2 separate regions of the Homo sapiens genome follow, and region 1 is linked to region 2. Evidence: chromatin loops called from intact Hi-C (ENCODE). Cell type or tissue: Caco-2. All regions are shown on one strand. Links, peaks and the distances in the headings refer to the core of each region. The heading gives the core; the rest is flanking DNA. Region 1 has its middle 20 kb from the start of KIF3B. Region 2 overlaps KIF3B (kinesin family member 3B).

Region 1 (8,336 bases), core at 215-8,214, 69 kb after region 2:
CAGACTCCCAAAGTGCTGAGATTGCAGGCATGAGCCACTGTGCCCCACCTAGAAACTTGATTTCTCACAGCCAGTACGTAATGGACCCAAAGAGCAGAGGGTGGTATAAGAGTTCATGAACTTGACCTGGATTCAAGACCAAATTCTTCCATTTTTCAGCTGGGTGTGACATTTTGTCTTTTCCTAAAAAGCATCAGAAGTAAATACATGCAATGGTTCATATTTGACCAGTAGGAAAGTGGGATCAGGAAATGAAAGGGTGAGAGCAAAAGGGGTGGAGGGCAGTGGGAGACGATAATCCACAGACACAATGTTGGGGGCTAAGGCAAGGAGACCAAGGGGAAGGCTGCTGGGGGAGCTGAAAATCCCCAAAAGGACATTTATTGAGCACTTATGAGTTAAGCACATCAGTCTTTGTAATCATTCTATCATGAAGGTACTATTATTTTTATTATTATTATTATTATTATTATTATTATTATTATTATTATTATTATTTTTGAGATGGAGTTTCACTCTTGTTGCCCAGGCTGGAGTGCAGTGGTGTGATCTTGGCTCACTGTAACCTCCGCCTCCCACCTCAAGCGATTCTCCTGCCTCAGCCTCCAGAGTAGCTGGGATTACAGGCGCCCGCCGCCATGCCCAGCTAATTTTTGTATTTTTGGTAGAGACGGGGTTCCACCATGTTAGCCAGGCTGGTCTCGAACTCCTGACCTCAGGTAATCTGCCCACCTCGGCCTCCCAAAGTGCTGGAATTATAGGCGTGAGCCACCGCACCCGGCCCAAAGGTACTATTATTATCCCCACCTTACAGATGGGAAGACTGAGGCTCAGTTCATTAACTAGCCAAGGTTGTGTAGCTACCTCGTGGCAGAGTCAGGTTGTAACCCAGAGCTCACACTCTCTCCTCTGCCTACAATCAGGTGACCCCAGCTCAGTCCCTCCCCTTCTCTCAAGTCCTCTGCAAATATTGGGTGTGTTTCTAGGACAGAGAGATGAAAAATATCCTATTCCCCTCGTCCCTGGAGGCTCCCAGACTCTGGAGAAGAGACACAATATATAACTGATTTGAGACGAGTCCTTTCAGAAGCACATTCAGTGAGTGACTTGCAAACCGTGATCATTCTTGGTTAGCCCTCTTTGTGTGTTTCTGCAGAACTGCCCTGCTTACATCTCTCTAATGGCTCCCCATTTTCCAGAGGTTAGGCCAGGTTGTCTTCCTGTCAACACCAGGCCCAACTTAAGTATTGGCGATATTTCCCTTTTTTCTCTGATCAGGCTCCAGGAGCTCACCCGCCTCTAAATACTTTGTTCCACCGGTTCTCCTCACCTAGAATGCCCTCTCCACTAAACCCCTCTCTTCACCTACAAACAACACACCTATGTCCATAGTTGTTCATTGCCCACCATCCCAAAGAAGCAGGATCCTGCAGACATCCTCACTCAGCTGAGTTTTATCTGCATTGTGGACAAAGGAAAATGTCGTATTTCTGGCACTTAAAGGGAAAATGTGAGCTGTACTTCTAATAATTAAAAACAAAGTCCTGGCCCGGCGTGGTGGCTCATGCCTGTAATCCCAGCACTTTGGGAGCGGAGGCGGGTGGATCACCTGAGGTCAAGAGTTCGAGACCAGCCTGGCCAACCCCATCTCTGCTAAAAATACAAAAATGGCCGGGTGTGGTGGCTCACGCCTGTAATCCCAGCACTTTGGGAGGCCCAGGCGGGTGAATCACGAAGTCAGGAGTTCAAGATCAGCCTGGCCAACATGGTGAAACCCCATCTCTACTAAAAATACAAAAAAAATTAGCTGGGTGTGGTGGCGCATACCTGTAATCCCAGCTACTCAAGAGGCTGAGGCAGGAGAATCACTTGAATCCAGGAGGCGGAGGTTGCAGTGAGCCGAGATCAGATAGTCACTGTACTCCAGCCAGGGTGACAGTGCGAGACTCTGTCTCAAAAAAGTAAATAAATAAAAATAAAAATACAAAAATTAGCCAGGCATGGTGGTGCATGCCTGTAATCCTAGCTACTTGGGAGGCTGAGGCATGAGAATCACTTGAACCCAGGAGGCGGAGGTTGCGGTGAGCTGAGATCACCACTGCACTCCAGCCTGGGCGACAGAGTGAGACCCTGTCTCAAAAAAAAACAAAAACAAAAAAACAAAAACCAAAGTCACTGAAACCTTGGAACGTACCTCAACCAGTCTTATAAAAAATTACCTTTGGCCGGACATGGTGGCTCACACCTGTAATCCCAGCACTTTGGGAGGCCGAGGCCGGCGGATCACGAGGTCAGGAGATCAAGACCACCCTGGCCAACACGGTGAAACCCTGTCTCTACTAGAAATACAAAAAATTAGCCGGGCATGGTGGCACGCACCTATAGTCCCAGCTACTCGAGAGGCTGAGGCAGGAGAATCACTTGAACCCGGGAGGCGGAGGTTGCAGTGAGCCAAGATGGAACCACTCCAGCCTGGGCAACACAGCGAGACTCCGTCTCAAAAAAAAAAAAAATTACTTCGCCAGGTGGGGTGGCTCACGCCTGTAATTCCAGCACTTTGTGGGGCCAAGGCGGGTGGATCACCTGAGGTCAGGAGTTTGAGACCAGCCTGACCAACATGGTGAAACTTTGTCTCTACTAAAAATACAAAAATTAGCCAGGTATGGTGGTACACGCTTGTAATCCCAGCTACTCAGGAGGCTGAGACAGGAGAATTGCTTGAACCTGGGAGGCGGAGGTTGCAGTGAGCTGAGATCACGCCACTGCACTTCAGCCTGGGCAACGGCGAGACTCTGTCTAAAAAAAAAAAAAATTGCCTTTATGGGTAAAGCAGGAATTACTGGATGAAAGCTCCAGAGAGACCCTCAAAATAGTTTATTTATTTTACTGATTGATTGATTGATTGATTGATTGATTTTGAGACAGGGTCTTGCTCTGTCACCCACGCTGGAGTGCAGTGGCACAATCACAGGTTACTGTAGGCTTGACATCCAGGCTCAAGCTATCCTCCCACCTCAACCTCCCAAGTAGCTGGGACTATAGCCACACACCACCGCACTCAGCTAATTTTGGTATTTTTGTAGAGACAGGGTCTCCCTATGTTGCCCAGGCTGGTCTTGAACTCCTGGGCTCAAGCAATTCACCTGCCTTGGGCTCCCAAAAAGTGTTGGGATTATAGGAGTGAGCCACTGTGCCCAGCCAAAAATAGTTTATTTATTGTAGTTATTAATATTTAGCATTATTTATTTATTTATTGAGACAGGGTATCATTCTGTCACCTGGGCTGGAGTGCAGTGGCACAATCTCAGCTCACTGCAACCTCTGCCTCCAAAGTTCAAGTGATTCTTCTGCCTCAGCCTCACGAATAGCTGGGATTACAGGTGTGCAACACAACGCCTGGCTAATTTTTGTATTTTTAGTAGAGACGCGGTTTTGCTCTGTTGGCCAGGCCACACCTATAATTTCAGCACTTTGGGAGGTTGAGGTGGGAGGATCTTTTGAGCCCAGGAGTCCGAGACCAGCCTGTCTCTACAAAAAAAAAAAAAATTAAAAATTAGTCAATTATGGTGGCATGTACCAGTAGTTCTGGCTACTTGGGAGACTGAGGTGGGAGGATCACTTGAGCCCAGGAGTTTGAGGCTGCAGTGAGAGATAGAGCAAGACTTCGTCCCTGAAAAAGGAAAAAAAGAGGTAGGTAAGTGCTATTATTATTCCCATTTTACAGATGAGAATTGAGGCTACAATTATGCAATGAGTAAGTCGCAGAGCGAGATTCAAAGCCTGTTTTAACCCAGCTTTAAAGCCTGAGACTTTGGCCACCTTGGACTCACAAGCCTGTGAACCAGAGACAGCACAGGTCTGCAGTTGTATTTCCTGTGGGCTGTTCAGTGTTTTATAAACTAGAGAATTAGGCCGGGCATAATGGCTCACGCCTGTAACCCCAGCACTTTGGGAGGCCGAGGCGCGCAGATCACGAGGTTGGGAGTTCGAGACCAGCCTGGCCAATATGGTGAAACCCCATCAGTACTAAAAATACAAAAATTAGCTGAGTGTGGCAGCGGGCACCTGTAGTCCCAGCTACTTGGGAGGCTGAGGCGGAAGAAGCACTTGAACCTGGGAGGCGGAGGTTGCAGTGAGCCGAGATTGTGTCACTGCACTCCAACCTGGGCAAAAGAGCGAGATTCTGTCTCAAAAATAAAATAAAATAAAGAATTAATTGCCAATTTAAAACCCAGGAAATTGCCTGACACAGTGGCTCATGCCTGTAACCCCAGCACTTTGGGAAGCCAAGGCGGGTGGATCGCTTGAGCTCAAGAGTTTGAGACCGACCTGGGCAACATGGCAAAACCTTGTCTCTACAGAAATTAGCCAGGTGTAGTGGTGTGCACCTGTAGTCCCAGATACTCAGGAGGCTGAAGTGGGAGGATTGCTTGAGCCCGGGAGACAGAAGTCGCAGTGAGCTGAGATCATGCCACCACTCCAGCCTGGGTGACACAGTGAGACCCTGTCTCAAAAAAAAAAGGGAAATTTCCTATAAAATCGGGATTTTTCAGCTTCTCTTGAAATATCTAAAGATCTGGCTACACTGGACCTAAGTCCCATATGGCAACAATTGGCTGGGAGGAGTAGCAGTTGCTACAGTTAAAGGGGGTGTGTGCATTGCACTTTGACTTAGACCCCCAGCCCCCACTCCACCACATTGACCTGCCTCATTCATCTGGTCCTTGAAAGCATTTGGGGATTTTTTTGTGGTTTTTTTTTTTTTTTTTTTTTTTGAGACAGAGTCTCGTTCTATTGCCCAGACTGGAGTGCAGTGGCGCGATCTCAGCTCACTGCAACCTCCACCTTCCAGGTTCAAGTGATTCTCCTGCCTCAGCCTCCTGAGTAGCTGGAATTACAGGTGTACACAACCACTCCCAGCTAGTTTTTGTATTTTTAGTAGAGATGGGATTTCATCATGTTGGCCAGGCTGGTCTTGAACTCCTGAACTCAGGTGATCCGCCTGCCTCGGCCTCCCAAAGTGCTGGGATTACAGGTGTGAGCTACCACGCCCAGCCCTTGGAAGCATTTGAATTTGTGACTCCTGGGTCCATACTTTCTAACAGTTGGAATTGCCTTGCAATGTACTGATCTCCCCGTCACTGGAAATGTGCAAACTCAGGCTAGATGGCTACTGTAGGGATGTCAGAGAGGGATTTCAAGAGCCAGTTGGGTAATTAGATCAGATAACATACATTATGCTTTCCAGCCCTGCAATGACAAATATTTACTTAAGACTTTGCAGCATATATTTTTGAGAACTAACTTCCCCTCTGGTTTCAACTTACTGTTTCAGTCTTTCCTTTCCCTTTCCCTTGGTTTCTTGATCTATTTATATATTTTTAATCATACGATTATACTGTATGAATCCCTGTAAGCTTCCTCAAATCTTTTCTGGGAATAAGGGGAACAAATGAATCTATACGTAAATATTTACCTAAAGGGTTTGGCTCCAGGTACTGAAGAGAAACAAAAAGAGAATTATAAGTTACAACTGCCAAGTTACCTCAGGTCTCTCCGAGATTATCAGACTCAAAGCAATAAAGGCAACAAAACAGAAAGAGCTAAGAGTCTGGGATATGAGCATGTGCCTAGGTGCTCCCAACCCACTGTCTTAGGAAAGGCAGCCTCAATGTTTATTGCTCACCCTTTGTTTAAAATACATGTTTTTTTTGAGACAGGGTCTCACTGTATCACCCAGGCTGGAGTGCAGTGGCACGATCTTGGCTCACTGCAACCTTTGCCTCCCAGATTCAAGCGATTCTCGTGCCTCAGCTTCCCAAGTATCTGGGATTACAGGCGTGCACCACCACTCCTGGCTAATTTTTGTAATTATAGTAGAGACAACATTTCACCATGTTGGCCAGACTGGTTTTGAACTCCTGACCTCAAGTGATCCGCCCACCTCGGCCTCCCAAAGTGCTGGGATTACAGGCATGAGCCACCGTGCCCGACCTAAAATAGATTTTTAAATCCCATGGCCAGGCATGGTGGTTCACGTCCGTAATCCCAGCACTTTAGGAGGCTGAGGCAGGAGGATCACTTGAGGCCAGGAGTTTAAGATCAGCCTGGGCCACACAGTGAGATCATGTCTCTACAAAAATAAAATAATACAATAAATTCTATAACTAAATGTGGCAGTTTTTAAAGAAGTGGCTGCAAATTCCTTGACACTCCTCCCATTGGAGGGGAGTCTATGTCCCCTTTCCTTGAATCTGGGTGGCTTGTGGCTGATTTCACCAATAGAGTATGGCAGAGGTGATGCTATGTGACTTCTGAGGTTGGGTCATAAATAAACATGCAGCTCTGCCTGGTTCTCTTGGAATATTCTTTCTCCAAATGCTTCTTTCTGGAATATTCCCTCTTGGAACACAGCTTCCACGCTGCAAGGAGGCCTAGGCCACAGTGAGAGGCCATTTGTAGGTGTTCTAGTCAATGGCTGTAGCTGAGCCCAGCATGCTAGTCATCCAAACCCAGGCACCAGAAACGTGAGTCATCACCAGCTGTTGTCATCTCCCAGCTCAGGCTCCATATATCAGGGAGCAGAGACAAACCAATTATGTTGTGCCTTGTGCAAATTCCTGATCCACAGAATCTGTGAATGGAATAAAAGGATTGTTGTTTCATGCCACTAAGTTTGGGGTGCTTTGCTATCCAGCGACAGAAAATTAGACCAGTTACCCAGGAACACAGTTATTGCAAATGATTCAAACCATCAAGAAAAATATGTAATATAAAAGTGATAGGTCCAGTGGGGCAAGGTGGCTCACGCCTGTAATCCCAGCACTTTGGGAGGCTGAGGTGGGCAAATCACCTGAGGTCAGGAGTTTGAGACTAGCCTGGCCAATATGGTGAAACCCTGTCTCTACTGAAAACACAAAAATTACCTGGGTGTGGTGGTGGGTGCCTCTAATCCCAGCTACTGAGGAGGCTGAGGCAGGAGAATCACTTGAACCTGGGAGGCGGAGGTTGCAGTGAGCTGAGATCATGCCATTGCGCTCCAGCCTGGGCGACAGAGTGAGACTCCGTCAAAAAAAAAAAGTCTGTCCTGGCCAGGTGCAGTGGCTCATGCCTGTAATCCCAGCACTTCAAGAGGCCGAGGTGGACAGACCCCTTGAGCTCAGGAGTTTGTGACCAGCCTGGGAAACATGGCAAAACCCCATCTCTACAAAAAATACAAAAATTAGCTGGGCGTAGTGGTGCCTGTATTCTCAGTTACTTGGGAGGCTGAGGTGGGAGGATCACTTGAGCCTGGGAGGCAGCAGTTGTGGTGAGCTGAGATTGCACCACTGCACTCCAGGCTAGGTGACAGGGTGTAACCCTGTCTCAAAAAAAAAAAAAAAAAGATAGGTTCCCTTCTCTTTTTTGTGTGTGTGTGTGAGATGGAGTCTTGCTCTGTCACCCAGGCTGGAGTGCAGTGGCACGATCTTGGCTCACTACAACCTCCACCTCCCGGGTTCATGCCATTCTCCTGCCTCAGCCTCCTGAGTAGCTGGGACTTCAGGTCCCCTCCGCCACGCCTGGCTAATTTTTTGTATTTTTAGTAGAGACGGGGTTTCACCGTGTTAGCCAGGATGGTCTCGATCTCCTGACCTCATGATCTGCCGGCCTTGGCCTCCCAAAATGCTGGGATTACAGGTGCGAGCCACCACACCCGGCCCTGGTAGATTCCCTTTTCATAATATGCCTACCATTCCATCTCCCTCCCCAGGGATGACATTGTTACCAGTTTTTGTTGTTGTTCTTGTTGTTTTTGAGACGGAGTTTCACTCTTGTTGCAATGGCGCAATCTCGGCTCACTACAACCTCCGCCCTCCAGGTTCAAGCAATTCTCCTGCCTCAGCCTCCCGAGTAGCTGGGATTACAGGAGCATGCCAACACGTCCGGCTAATTTTTGTATTTTTAGTAGAGACAGTGTTTTGCCACGTTGGCCAGGCTGGTCTCAAACTCCTGACCTCAGGTGATCCACCCACCTCGGCCTCCCAAAGTGCTAGAATTACAGGTGCGTGCAACCATGCCCAGCCATTACCAGTTTTAAGTGTATCCTTCTCAATCTTTTTCTACATATTTATATGTGTATGTAATAGAAATATGTAGGTTTCATGCTTCTTTTTTAAGTGAGATTATATATATGCAGGCAACTTGCCTTCTTTCTATTAATAATATGTCTCAGTGATATCTTTATATTCACAAAAGAATCTGAATTGGTAATACATTCATGTGCTGTGGTCACCAGCTTTGAAGATGGCCTTCAATGACCCCCACCTACTTGTATTCAAATCCTTGTGTAGTCTCTT
Region 2 (8,336 bases), core at 191-8,190:
AAGAACTGACTGCTATTTCACTAGAACACATTCACCTTATAGTAAGGGACTGGGGACATTAGGTATTCTGGTATTCGGTATACCCAGCATAGTGTCTCAACCATAAATATTTGTAGAATAAATAAGTAAACATAGGAGTAATATGGCAATATTTTCTAGTGTGTTCTGCAAAGTATTCCATGATAAACAAGCATTCTTGCTTTGGTTTGTCCTTGTTCAAACATGTTCTGTTTAAACACACGTCATCAAAGCCACTCACCTGGCCTTGGATTTCTTATTTGCAGTGCTTTCAAATGATGATGCATCCACCTGTATCTCATCTTCATCCTGCAGAGCCGCATCCAATGCAGCCTGGACCTTGGGGGCAATGGCTGGACCCTCATAGTCTCTGGTGGTCCGGCTGGGCATGTCCAGCTCTAACAGCACAATGTTTTCTGCCTGCAGAAGCACAGCCATCACCAGCTAGGTTAGCCTCCAACTGGACACAGGCAGTACAAGCAATCGAGGGCCCCTCCAAGAATAGAAGTGCAAATTGCTTGTTATTCAGGGCCTATCAAGAAAGAGCCTGCCTGAAAGAAGTGATGCCGTTTTACAACACCTAACTCCACCTAATTTTTTGCTTTTGCTTTCTTTCTTTTAAATAACTCAAAGCCAGGAAGAATGGCACCCAAAGAGCTAACTAACCGTAATCTTCTGTTTGGCTCTGGCTGCCAAGAGAGACTCAGAAACATCTAAAAATATTTCAAGTGAAAATCTTTCACTATAAAAATAATACAAGTTCCCTATTGATAGTTATAAAATACAGATGAGCAAAAAGAAAAAAAACATTGAGTGTGCTTCCACCAACCAGAGAAAAACAGTTTACATTTCAATATATTTTACATCAAATTTTATATCATATATATACTTCTGGTGTAAATTACTCTATAACTTAATACGTTGTGTATCCTAGTTCAGCCACTTGCCCCACTACTTGACCTTTAAGCAACAGGACTGAATGCATAGAGAAGATGGGGAAACTTAATTAGAGAAAGCAGTCAAGTGCTGGGTACAATGCCCAGCACACAGCAAGTGCTCAGCTGGGCATGGTCATCCCAGTGCTTTGGGAGGCCAAGGCAGGAGGATCACTTGAGCCGAGGAGTCTGAGGATACAGCGAGCTATGACTGTGCTACAGCACTCCAGCTTGGGTGACACAGTGAGATCCTGCCTCAAAAAAAAAAAAAAAAAGAAAAAAAAGGCCAGTGCGGTGGCTCACGCCTGTAATCCCAGCACTTTGGGAGGCTAAGGCGGGTGGATCACCTGAGGTCAGGAGTTCGAGAGCAGCCTGGCCAACATGGTGAAACCCCGTCTCTACTAAATATACAAAAATTAGCTGAGCGTGTTGGCACATGCCTGTAATCCCAGCACTCTGGGAGGCCGAGGTGGGTGGATCACCTGAGGTCAGGCATTCAAGACCAACTTGGCCAACATGGTGAAACCCTGTCTCCACTAAAAATACAAAAACTAGCTGGGTGTCGTGGCATGTGCCTGTAGTCTCAGCTACTAGGAAGGCTGAAGCACCAGAATTGCTTGAACCCAGGAGACAGGGGTTGCAGTAAGCAGAGCTCGCGCCACTGCACTCCAGCCTGGGCGACAGAGCGAGACTCCATCTCAAAACAAATTAATTAATTAATTTAATTTAATTAAAAAGTAGAGGCTCTCATGGCAGAGTTTCTATTTTTCTATTTTGGGGTCATTAAATAGTCCTCAATGATGTCCCTTTAAATGACTACATGACTGACACACATTTTGTGAGATGAAAGTACCTGAAGTTCTTTACGACAGGTCCATCTCCTGTCACTACACATCTGTGTTCTCTCCAGCCTTCCCACAGAGCCATTTTGAAGTTCATTGTTAATATTTACTGGCCATGACAGACAGGATGTTTGTACTCTCCTTCTCTAGTACTGACTTTTTTTTTTTTTTGAGACAGAGTGTCGCTCTGCCACCCAGGCTGGAGTGCAGTGGCACGATCTTGGCTCACTGCAACCTCCGCCTCCTGCCTCCTGGGTTCAAGCGATTCTCCTGCCTCAGCCTCCCGAGTAGCTGGGATTACAGGTGCCTGCCACCATACCCGGCTAATTTTTGTGTTTTTAGTTTTTGTTTTTTGTTTTTGAGACGGAGTCTTGCCCTGTTGCCCAGGCTGGAATGCAGTGGCGCGATCTTGGCTCACTGCAAGCTCCACCCGCTGGGTTCACGCCATTCTCCTGCCTCAGCCTCCCAAGTAGCTGGGATTACAGGTGCCTGCCACCATACCCAGCTAATTTTTGTGTTTTTAGTAGAGATGGGGTTTCACCACGTTGGCCAGGCTGGTCTCGAACTCCTGACCTCAGGTGATCCACCAACCTCAGCCTCCCAAAGTGCTGGGATTACAGGCATCAGCCACTGCGCCCGGCCTATTAGTTATTATTTTTATTATATTTACTTATTTATTTTTTGAGACAGGGTCTCACTCTGTCACCCAGGCTAGAGTGCTGTGGCATGATCTTGGCTCAATGCAGCCTCTGCCTCCTGGGCTCAGGTAATCCTCCCACCTCAGCCTCCCAAGTAGCTGGGACTACAGGCACACACCACCACACCTGGCTAATTTTTGTATTTTTAGTAGAGTTAGGGTTTCGCCACATTGCCCAGGCTGGTCTCAAACTCCTGGGAATCAACCAATCTGCCCACCTTGGACTCTCAAACTGCTGGGATTACAAGTGTGAGCTACTGTGCTCGGCTTATTTATTTATTATTTGTTATAATTGTTATTGGTATAAATGTCTTCAAGTACCTCTGGAAAGAAGGTATGAACTCTGAGTGGAATAGTATCTAAGGGCTTACACAAATCTAGACTCCAAAAGAGACAGGAGAAAAACCCAAGAAGGATCTTCTCACCCTATATCGGGCCTCTGGACGAATCATCATGGACATTCTTGCGTGCTGGCTCAATGGTCTCTTATATCCCACGGCTGAGACTGGCCGCTTCATCATCTGCTGGTTCCTGGAAATGAACTGCAGTGTTAAAGCCCTGGCTGGAGTCCTGTGGAACCAGCACTCGGAAGACACTGACAGAACCTGAAGCAAGTAACTCCCTGGACTGCAGGCTGACGTAAGTGGGACGGGAAATGCTTCTGTTTTCTGCTTGAGTTGCTTTCTGATTCAGAGCATCATGCATCTTTTAAGCCAGAAGAGATTTTTAATCATCACCCAGTTCTTAGACAGCATTCACAAAGCATAGCTGTCAACACCCCCCACCTCTGCATCCCTGCCAGGTGTCTCCCATCTTTCCAGCAGCACCCAGACTTAGCATGAGAATCCTTCTCAACACTGTGGGTCAGAATGACACACAAAGATAACAGCTCTGAATTGCCCCTTACGTGACCTAGCATACTTCACTTCACAGCTGGAGAAACAGAAATGCAGGAACTTTGGAAAGGTCACTTGCTCACTCACTAGTGACAAAGTCTCCCAATTCCTAAAACCACACTCATGATCAAACTTTTACCTGGTGGATCTATGGCAGCTAGAAAATCAGTAATGCAGTGGGTTTTGAGTTTAAATAAGCCAAACTGTGTTCTTATCAAACCCCTTTGTTGACCAGAGGGCTCTTGTTATCAACATTCTTTTCCTCCCTCATACTTGAAAATATACTTGAAGTTAATAGTGACTTACTCCAGTCTGGTTATAGGATGTAGTTTCCAATGATCTTCCTCTTCATCAAAGAAGGCTCTATTCATAATTTTACTTTTTTCTTCCAGAGGGATAAAGTTTTCTATAATAAGATGCCTGTAAGAGCACACATAACAGGTGAAAACAGATACAGAATACATATGAAGTGTCAGCTATCTGGTCTCATGCATGGTGAGTAATCAGGTAAGAGTCAAGGCACATAGCAAACATTTACTCAGCAAGTACGATGGGCCTAACATCATACAAAGAGCTGAGATACAGACACAAATGACATCTGGCTCCTGCCTGAAACAAAGGGTAATGGTGCAGCCCTGTTAGGTATAATAGGTACTGACAGTGGTCTGTCTTAGAAATATGGAGAGGTCACTTCTGCCTGGGAAGGGGCAGGATGTGAACAGGCTCAAGAGGGAGGTGACCCCTGGGCTATATTGGAGTGAACATTTGCTACCTGAAGTATCTTTCAGAGGGCCACTGGTGCTGATAACCAAGGTCATTAACTTCCAAAATGCCAAAAACAGAAGAAATTAAACTGCCTTACTCCAATCCCATGGCTCGTTGTCCAAGCTGGAAAATTTCCCATTCTAACTGACCAGGATAAAAAGCAGGACTAAGTGGATTTCAGCCCCTGAGAATGAAGACCATTCCTACTAACAGTCTCTGTCTGACAAGTGCCCAGGAAACACATCAAACAAGGAAACTGGAACCCACTGGTGGTGTCTCTCTATGGTGATGACTGTCTCCCATTATATCTCTGCCTTTACTCTTCTAAAGCCTCAGGACAAAACAATGCCAAAAGGAAATGAACATGGAAGGGACACAAAGCAAACAGCACAGAGGTATAGGGTACTGTGAGAAAGAGGCTGACTCACTGTTTACTCAAAAGATATAAAAAGAGATATAGGCCAGGCACGGTGGCTCATGTCTGTAATCCTAACACTTTGGGAGGCCGAGCCAGTGGATTGCCTGAGGTCAGGAGTTCGAGAACAGCCTGGCCAACATGGCGAAACTCTGTCTCTACTAAAAATACAAAAATTAGCTGTGTGTGGTAGTAGGCACCTATAATCCCAGCTACTCAGGAGGCTGAGACAGGAGAATCACTTGAACCCAGAGGGCAGAGGTTGCAGTGAGCCGAGATCACACCACTGCACTCTGGCCTGGGCCAAAGAGCAAAACTCTGTCTCAAAAAAAAAAAAAAAAAAAAAAAAAAAAAAGAGAGAGAGAGAGAGATAATAATGAAAATAGACTCCTTAGAAAAAAAAATATTTTGGGGAGCTAAAATTTTCTCTTTGACATTTCAGAAACTATTTTTTATAACACATATTTGGCTTTCTTCTGGTTACAATGATTCTATTTATTCATTAGAAAATGTAAAAAACAGGCCAGGCCCAGTGGCTCACACCTGTAATCTCAGTGCTTCGGGAGGCCGAGGTGGGTGGATCACCTGAGGTCAGGAGTTCGAGACCAGCCTGATAAACATGGCAAAACCCTGTCTCTACTAAAAATATAAAAATTAGCCGTGCGTGGTTGACCTGCACCTGTAATCCCAGCTACTTGGGAGGCTGAGGCATGAAATTCACTTGAACCTGGGAGGCAGAGGTTGCAGTGAGCCAAGATCGTGCCACCGCACTCCAATCCGGGTGACAGAGCAATACTCTGTCTCAAACAACAACAACAACAAAAAGAAAATGTAAAAAACATAATCACCCACAATTTCACTATCCAGAGATAACTATTATTATTATGTTGGTATATTTTGTCCTGATCTTTTTCTAGATGTACATACCTGCAAAGAGGACTGACCGACACACACATTTAATTAATTAATTAGTTTTTCTGGAGACAGAGTCTCACTTTGTCGCCCAGGCTGGAGTAAAGTGGCGCAATCTCAGCCCACTGCAACCTTCGTCTCCCAGGTTCAAGCGATTCTCGTGCCTCAGCCCCCGGAGTAGCTGAGACTATAGACACATGTCTCCATGCCCAGCTAATTTTTTTGTATTTTTAGTAGAGACAGGGTTTCACCATGTTGCCCAGGCTGGTCTTGAGCTCCTGAGCTCAGGCAATTTGCCCACCTCAGCCTCCAAAAGTGCTGGGATTATAGGCATGAGCCACCGCACCTTGCCTACATTTAATTTTAAGGGCTCTTTTCCAAATTTAAAATTTGATCATTAAAAGAATCCCTTTGAAAACTTCTTCTTTGGCCAGGCATGGTCATTTTGTAACCCCACTAATGAAATAATGGATCCAGACAAAGATCATCTGTTGGCTGAAACTATTAGCTCCACATTTCTCAGGCCAGGCTGCACATTAACGTTACCTACAGAGTTTTGAAAAATATCTTGCCCAGACCTCATGAGAGACCAAGAGTTCTCAAAGTGCATTCACCAAACCAGCAGAAGCAATACCTGGAACCTACTAGAAATGAACATTCTCAGGCCCTGCCCCAGCCTTTCTGAATCAGACTCCGGGTGTGATACCCAGCAATCTGTGTTTAACAATCCCTTCAGGTAATTCTGATGCCTGCTAAAGTTTAAGGACTACTGCCCTAGACCAATTAAATCAGAATCTCTGAGGTGGGGCTCAGACATCATTAATTTTTAAAACTTCTCAGTTTGTAGCCAAGGTTGGGAACCCGTGCTTCAGAGATAGCTTTCAGTTAGAGCTAAATAAAGGGGATAGAGATACAAGTTAATTGACACCATGAAGAAAGAGACCAACAAATCCAGAATGTAGTATATTTCTTCTTTTTTTTTTTTCTTTTGAGTTGGTGTCTCACTCGGTCACCCAGACTGGAATGCAGTGGCATAATCTTGGCTCACTGCAGCCTTGAACTCCTGGGCTCAAGCAATCCTCCTGCCTCAGCTTCCCAAGTAGCTGGAACTACAGGCACATGCCACCACTCCCGCCTACAATGTGGGATATTTCTACAGGCTATCTGATTCAGTCTTTTCAACAAGTCAACTATGAAAAATATGTATATATATACTTTTTGAGATGGAGTTTCGCTCTTGTTGCCCCAGCTGGAGTGCAGTGGCACAATCTTGGCTCACTGCAACCTCCGCCTTCCAGGTTCAAGCAATTTTCCTGCCTCAGCCTCCCGAGTAGTTGAGATTACAGGCGCCCGCCACCACACCCAGCTAATTCTTGTATTTTTAGTAGAGATGGGGGTTTCACCATCTTGGCCAGGCTGGTCTTGAACTCCTGACCTCATGATCCACCTGCCTCAGCCTCCCAAAGTGCTGGGATTACAGGTACGAGCCACCATGCTCGGCTGAAAAATATTTTTAAAAATAAAAAGAATTGGCTGGGCGTGGTGGCTCACTACTCGAGTAGTCCCAGCTACCTGGGAGGCCGAGGCAGGAGAATCACTTGAACCTGGGAGGCAGAGTTTGCAGTGAGCCGAGACCGCGCCACTGCACTCCAGTCTGGCGACAAAGTGAGACTCTGTCTCAAATAAACAAATAAATAAAATAAAAAATAAAAAGAATTGCCTCAGATTAAAATAAGTCTAAGAGACTTAATAACCAAATGTAACATGTAGTCCTAATATGTAGATCTTAAAACGAGCAAACCAAGAAAATCTGAATGTGGATTGGGTACTAGAAAATACTAAGAAACTTAATTTTTTTAGGTATAAAAATATCATTGTGTAGACAAAAATCAATTATATATAAATATAAATATATATAAATATATAAATATAAATATATAAATATAAATATATAAATATATGTAAATATATAAATATAAATATATAAATATATATAAATATATAAATATAAATATATATAAATATATAAATATATATAAATATAAATATATATAAATATAAATATATAAATATATAAATATAAATATATATAAATATAAATATATGTATATATAAATATGTGTATATATATAAATATGTATATATATAAATATGTATATATATAAATATGTATATATAAATATATAAAAATATATATGAATATGTATATAAATATATAAAAATATATATGAATATGTATATATAAATATATATAAATATATAAAAATATACATATAAATATATATAAATATATATAAATATATATATAAATATATATAAATATATATATAAATATATATAAATATATATATAAATAAATATATATAAATAAATAAATATAAATATATATAAATATATAAATATATATAAATATATATAAATATATAAATATATATATAAATATATAAAAATATATATATAAATATATATAAATATATAAAATTTTTTTTTTGAGACGGATTCTCGCTCTGTCGCCCAGGCTGGAGTGCAATGGCGCAATCTCGGCTCACTGCAACCTCCGCCTCCAGGGTTCAAGCGATTCTCTTGCCTCAGCCTCCCAAGTAGCTGGGATTATAGACACCCGCCACCACGCCTGGCTAATTTCTGTATTTTTGTAGAGACAGGGTTTCACCATGTTGGCCGGGCTGGTCTCAAACTCCTGACTTCAGGTGATCCGTCCACCTGGGCCTCTCAAAGTGCTGGGATTACACGTGTGAGCCACCATGCCCAGCCAGTATTTTTATATACTAGTAATTAATATTCCAAAAATAAAATTAAGAAAACAATGTCATATACCATAGCACCCAAAAAACCCTT

The links. Hi-C counts contacts between places; a loop is a spot of excess contacts. Peaks named below come from ENCODE experiments on the same cell type or tissue, not always from the same donor. Only the 100,000 strongest peaks of a DNase experiment are listed, where the experiment ranks them.
Region 1: it touches region 2 in a loop (6-fold over the local background); 3 of 110 quality-filtered maps call a loop at or near these places.

The regions. Positions count from the first base shown.
Region 1 is chr20:32,253,647-32,261,982 of GRCh38, reverse strand. No RefSeq gene overlaps it. Among named protein-coding and RNA genes, the nearest start is that of KIF3B, 20 kb to the left of the region's middle. In Caco-2, for the core only: no CTCF peak of the experiment used is centred there; DNase peaks (open chromatin) are centred at 5,132 and 6,512.
Region 2 is chr20:32,322,243-32,330,578 of GRCh38, reverse strand. It overlaps KIF3B (kinesin family member 3B), which reads right to left. Exons shown (of 9, transcript NM_004798.4): 6 at 3,695-3,808; 7 at 2,918-3,023; 8 at 260-438. Among named protein-coding and RNA genes, the nearest start is that of ASXL1, 32 kb to the left of the region's middle. RefSeq lists an enhancer at 3,052-4,251. In Caco-2, for the core only: no CTCF peak of the experiment used is centred there; DNase peaks (open chromatin) are centred at 3,348, 3,978 and 4,638.